Linked DNA regions of Homo sapiens: region 1 is linked to region 2. A link is a loop called in an ENCODE intact Hi-C map of the cell type or tissue named here. Cell type or tissue: heart right ventricle. All regions are shown on one strand. Each heading gives the region's core, and the rest is flanking DNA. Links, peaks and the distances in the headings are about the cores only.

Region 1 (2,901 bases), core at 92-2,591, 52 kb after region 2:
ACACTGTAACGGTGGCTGTGCCGTACCGTGCTCCGCCAGGCCTGTTCTGTGCACACTTGCTGGGCCCACTCAGCCTCCATGAGGTCCCCTCTTGCCTCATGACCCCTGGCCCCACTTATCAGCTGCCTCTTTGCTCTTGTGCCTCCCTAGGAAGATGAGACAAGGAGAGCACCCTTGTGGGTTGCCTGGGTCTTGTCGTGCCTTTCTGGCTCTGTACCTTGTGTCCCCTTGTGGAAGGACAGGTCCTGCCTGGCATGGGCACAGTGCTGTGCTCTTGTCTGCCAGGCAGTTCTAACTGAAAGTGCATTGCCCGTATCCCCCTTGCTAGTTGGTAGCCAGCTTTAAACAAGCCTGATTCACCTAGAGAGTTTCCATCTCACTGTAATCTAGAACAGTCTTGGGCAACAGAATTTTCTGAGAATTGATGGCAAATAAACATGGGAATAAATACCCTGCGGCAGGGGAGCCGGTGGCTAGAAACACCCTGCTGTGGGGGCTGTGGTCCTGCTCAGAAACAGCTTAGGCCAAGGGGCGAGATGGCCGTGTGTTTGGGGAGAGCATTTCCGCAGATGTTGGCTGATTATGCAGCATTAACTGTTTGGCAAGAAAAAATATCTCATCTGAAATGGTGTGAGGTTAATTGTCACTCAGCAGAGACACCAGATCTTCAGCTTGATTCACGCAGGGAAAACTACGAACAAATATGCATGCCGGCATCTGCTCCAAACCTAGGACAGCAGGAAATGGAAGGCAGTGTCTGGCCTGGGCTCCCCTGCTAGGAGGAATCTGGGCTCCAGAGATAGGTGGGCCTGGTGTGGGGCTTGGTGTGCCCCTCACCAGCCGAGTAGCCCTGAGCAAGTCGCTGCCCCTCCCTGGGCCTCAGTGTCCTCCTCCCCATGTCGTGGGAGTGAAGCAGCCTGATGAGGGAGAGCTCCTACAGCAGGCAGCTGTGCAGTACCCCCTGGAGAGGCTCAGCACCAGCATGGTGTTCTTGATCTTATTTTGTTGCTGCTTGTGATCTTCCAGAAGGGTCTCTGCTTCTTATGAAATCTTCCATTTGAGGCATTTCTGGAGGCATTATTCTCATTAGCTTGAGGGCAGTCCAGTGAGGGAGAGAGCAGCCCTCTGCCCTGTGACCCCGGGCGGGGCTGGGAGGCTGTAGTGCGAGAATGGGGAGAGTCAGGTGCCTCGCACCCCAGGCACCAGGAACAGGAGCCTCTCCCAGCCCTGCCCGGTCCTCCTCAGCCCTGTGGATGTGGAGGCTCAGAGGGCAGCCTCTGACCACACAGGTGGAGTGCCAGGCCACAGCTGTGGGCTGCTGACTGTTGGCAGGTGAGGTGGGGGATGATTTGCAGAAGAAACTCACCTGTTGTATTTTCTCCTCCAGATAGCCCCATGAGGAAGGCACATCGTTATCCATTTTACAGGCGGTGGCTGAGTCTTAGAGGAAGCAGTCCAGTGAAACCAGAACTCAAGCCACATATATAATTTAAAATTCCTAGTAGCCAGTTATTAAGAGAAGAAAGTGAAATGACTTTGAATAGTATATTTAACCCAGTATTTCCAAAATACTATCATTTCCACATGTCATCGATGTAAGTAAATCATGAATGCACTATTTTATGTTCTTTTTTCTTACTGGTTTCAGAGATCCACTGGTGTGTCAGGTGACAGCAGGTCTCAGTTTGGCCTGGCCACTGCTCCATCATTCAGTGACTGCATGTAGCTTTGCTGAGTGGGGCTTTGGGGTACGGGTATAAGAGTGTGGGGGGGTTGGGGGTCAGCCTTGGTTCCCACTTGGTGCTGCCATAGACCCTTTTCCTCTGGAAGGGCCCAATGCCAGCTGGTAAAGGAGGGGCTGGGCAAGAGGCCCCTGCCTGAGGTGCTAGGTGCTCTGGGCTGTGCCCTCTGCCTCGGGTATAGCAGGCCCCAGGAGACCTGAGGACCAGAGCGTCTGGTGCCCACAGGCTGTCCATGGTGGAACTAGAGGTTCCTGGGCTCACCTGCTCCACCCTCCTCGTGGGGCTGGTCCGGGAGGCCCGGGGAGTTCACTGTTTCTCTGAGCATCCTGCCCTGCTCTCTGAGGCCTCTTTTCTACTGTACCCGTGCAGCCCTGCTTAGCCTGCTGTTCCTGGCGTGTGGCCGGGGCAGGGCTGGGGAGATGGGAGGTGGTGGGAGACGGGGTGATACAGGAAGACAGGGGCTTCTCATCAGGGGGTGCTGAGAAGACAGCTTTGCAGCATGACAGGCCCTGGGCCATTTTTCCACGGTTGTGGTCCTGCATTTCATGACTGGGCTGTGCCTTTGTCCCCACATGTCCCCTGCTCGAGCCACTCGCGTCAGGTTCTACACAGCTGGCCAGCTGCAAGCCCCATCCACAGGGAGCTCTTCGGGGTGAGCCCCCATCTACCAGCACTCTGGAAGTGAGTGTGAGCCTGGAAGGTTGCAGTGGCAGGTGGAGGGAAGGCCCCAGAATAGAAGGAATGTGGCAGAGGTGGCCTTGGACCAAGCCGAAGGTTCCAGAGCTATCCTGTCTCTGGGGCTTGGCAGCCTCTTAACCATAGTTTTCCTGGAAAATTGCATTTGTGGCTCTGGTTTGCCCCACCCTTCTGGGAGGGATTCACAGGAATGTCAGGGCATCTAGCTTATCAGCCTGGGAGCTTCAGGAACGTGGCCCTGCCCACCAGGGGAACTTTCTGGGCCCTCAGAGTCTAGGCAGCCAATAACCTGGGAAGCTGGTTCAAATCAGCATGCATTGATTGAACACCAGCTGTATACAACTGCCTGTGCCAGGGCTCAGGGAAGACTAGCGTGTACAAGACCCCATCCTTACCTGCAAGGTAGGTGCAGGCTACAGGGCTGGGGTGGAGACAGCTGTGTCTACGTAGCCGACTATAAGCC
Region 2 (2,901 bases), core at 235-2,734:
CGGTCCCAGTTATTTTATCATGCTATTTTTATCAAGATATTTTAATAATACCCTCTGCCTTTTAGTGCATTTTAATTTAGTTTTTATTTCACTCATCCATCAGTTGTTAATAGTTTTCACTTCCATGGGAGGGGACTGTGGCTTATGTATGTTCATGTCTTCAGCCCCTACCATCATCCCAGCAGTCACAAAGTAGTCACTCAGTAAGGGTTTGTTGAATGAATGAGTACAGTTGCCTGCCACGCAGGCTTTTGTCAGGACTGGTGGCATGCTGTTAACTGTTCATCCAGCACACTGGAAACTGGGTTTTGGTGCTTCAATGTCAACCTCTGACCAGTACTTGTTAAATTTCATCAATTCTGATCCCATCCAGTTATTCAGTCGGATAGGGTTTCTTTTTTTGTTTTTACATTTTATGACTTAAAAAAAAATTATTTTCGAAGCTAGGACCTCACTTTATTGCCCAGGCTGGAGGCAGTGGTGTGATCATGGCTGACTGCAGCCTTGGCTTGCCTAAGTGATTCTCTTGCTTCCGCCTCCTGAGTATCTGGGGCTGCAGGCACATGCCACCATGCCTGGCTAATTTATTTTTTGTCAAGACGAGGTCTCACTATATTGCCTAGGCTGGTATTATTATTATTTTTAAGTCTGAGAACATATCTATGCCACCTCCCTTGGGTCTGCTCCTGATCGAGGTGGCCAGTGTTGGTGGTTTGTTTGTTTTTTTTTTTTTTTTTAGATGAAGTCTCTCTTTTGTCACCCAGGCTGGAGTGCAATGGCGCGATCTCGGCTCACTGCAACCTCCACCTCCCAGGTTCAAGCAATTCTCCTGCCTCAGCCTCCCAAGTAGCTGGGATTACAGGCGCCCGCCACCACACCCTGCTAATTTTTGTATTTTTAGTAGAGACAGGGTTTCACCATATTGGCCAGGCTGGTCTCGAACTCCTTACCTCAGGTGATCTGCCTGCCTTGGCCTCCCAAAGTGCTGGGATTACAGGCGTGAGCCACTGTGCCCGGCCGTGTTGGTTTTTTGATGTGTAACTTTTCCTTCTCCTGCACATTTTTGAACTCCATCCAGATGACACTGGGGAAGAACCCCTTTCCACAGCGAGGTGAAGGCCAGTCCACATTTGGTTTGGGAGGTGCATGGAGGAGTGCTCAGAGGCCTGGCTTTAGAGTTTTGCTGCTGACTTAGTGAATGAGCTTCCTGAGAGCAAGGGAAGTACAACCAAGCCTGGTTCAGATGGCTCCACTAGGGGGACAGTGACAGCTATAGCCGCAGCTGGTGTACTTGGCAGTCTTTCAAGCATTTTGGGGTGTGCTGCGGACAAACAATAGAATGAATCTTTGTTTCTGGAGCCTGGGCCATTTCTAACGAGGAAGATGATTACTCATTTTTGGAAGTTGGGTTAACTCTTCCAGAGTCTTTTGACTCTCGCTTAGATCTGTAACGAAAAGCCGAGAAGAGTTCACCTTGGCATCCCAAGGTGTTTGCTTTAAAGCCGGGTGACTCTGGTTGGCTGTGTCATTTCCTCTTTAACACCCCTCCACCCAGGTCTTTGCCCTAAGTCAGGAGGCCTGATTGTCATATCCAGAGTGCTTAGAAGGAAGTGGGGCAAGTGTTTGCAAATGAGGTGCCCCTTTCTTCTCCTGTTCCCCCACCCCCATGGCATGCCAAAAAATAAAGAAGGAGCTCAAGACCCGTTGAGCAGCTGTTCCTCCAAACTTCTTAGATTAATTCCGTGGCCAGTTCTAAGTAATTTAAAGCCAAATGCCTGGACTTAGCTTTGAATTAGGACTTCATGAAGCCTTTCTTCGTCTTCTTCCTTCTTTCTTCTTCTTCTTTTTTTTTATTTTTTTTGTGAGACAGGATCTTTCTCTGTCACTTAAGCTGTAGTGAAGTGTTGCTATCATAGCTCACTGCAGCCTTGACCTTCCTGGCTCCCTACTCAGCCTCCTGTGTAGCTGGGACCACAGGTGTATGCCACCATACCTGGCTATTTTTTAAATTTTTTATAGAGATGGGGATTTCTCCATGTTGCCCAGCTGGTCTTGAACTCTTGGGCTCAAGCATTTCACCTGCGTCAGCCTGCCCAAGTGCAGGGATTATAGGCGTGAGCCACTGCGCCTGGCGGTGAAGCCCTTCTTTGCAGAAATCTCTTTCTCTGCCTTAAGAGGCAAGAATCTGGTGCTATTTTGATCTGTGAATAGACAGATGGCTGTTGTTACACATGCAGCGGCTCCCCCGCCATTGTGCTGTGGCTGGTGGTGGGAGTAGTCTTACTAGAATTTATCCTGCCCTCCAGAACCCTCCCCTGCAGTAGGAGTCAGGTAGATAGCTTTGGCTGTTTGACCTGAGAGGTGCCACAGAGCTCGGGTATACTTGTCATGTGACAGACCCGCCTGGCAGCTTAGAGTCCCTCCAGTTTTGTTTTGGCAGATGATGGCATTCTCGAATGTGTGGTGGAGCTTGCAGCGCGATGTGGGGGTAGAAGGGAGAAGGCGGAAGGCTTACCATGTGATTGATGAGCCTGTCTGATTAATTTCTACAACAGACCCTGTAGGTTGGTAGATATGACTCAGTCAGATCAGGAAGGGGGAAGTCCTGAAGTGTGAGCTGAGGTTAGGATGTGACCTCTGATGAGTGGGTGGCACATGGGCAACCTGGTGCCTCTCGTGCCTATAGCAGTTCTTACAGAGCTTGTTGGGACCTTCTTGCATCACCTGTCATGTCCCAGTGTGATATAGTCTTAGACCGGTGTGTTGGGGCTACCAGCCTGCAGGCCTCCTAGATAAAGAGATCACTGCCCTCGCAGCTGTGTTCCAAGGCCCAGCTGCTGAGAGATTACCTTCCCTCTGTGCAGTGTCTTTGGGGGTTCTGTGAGAGCTGTAGACACCAAC

Evidence for each region. Peaks named below come from ENCODE experiments on the same cell type or tissue, not always from the same donor. Only the 100,000 strongest peaks of a DNase experiment are listed, where the experiment ranks them.
Region 1: a loop joins it to region 2, with 2.1 times the contacts of the local background. A loop is called at or near these places in 18 of 110 quality-filtered maps.

What each region holds. Positions count from the first base shown.
Region 1 is chr10:124,665,907-124,668,807 of GRCh38, reverse strand. All of the region lies in intron 4 of FAM53B (family with sequence similarity 53 member B), which reads left to right. Among named protein-coding and RNA genes, the nearest start is that of FAM53B-AS1, 37 kb to the left of the region's middle. In heart right ventricle, for the core only: no CTCF peak of the experiment used is centred there; no DNase peak of the experiment used is centred there; H3K27ac peaks cover 2,379 bases.
Region 2 is chr10:124,717,999-124,720,899 of GRCh38, reverse strand. The region is part of intron 1 of FAM53B (family with sequence similarity 53 member B); the gene reads left to right. Among named protein-coding and RNA genes, the nearest start is that of FAM53B-AS1, 15 kb to the right of the region's middle. In heart right ventricle, for the core only: a CTCF peak has its summit at 1,261; a DNase peak (open chromatin) is centred at 1,269; H3K27ac peaks cover 2,500 bases.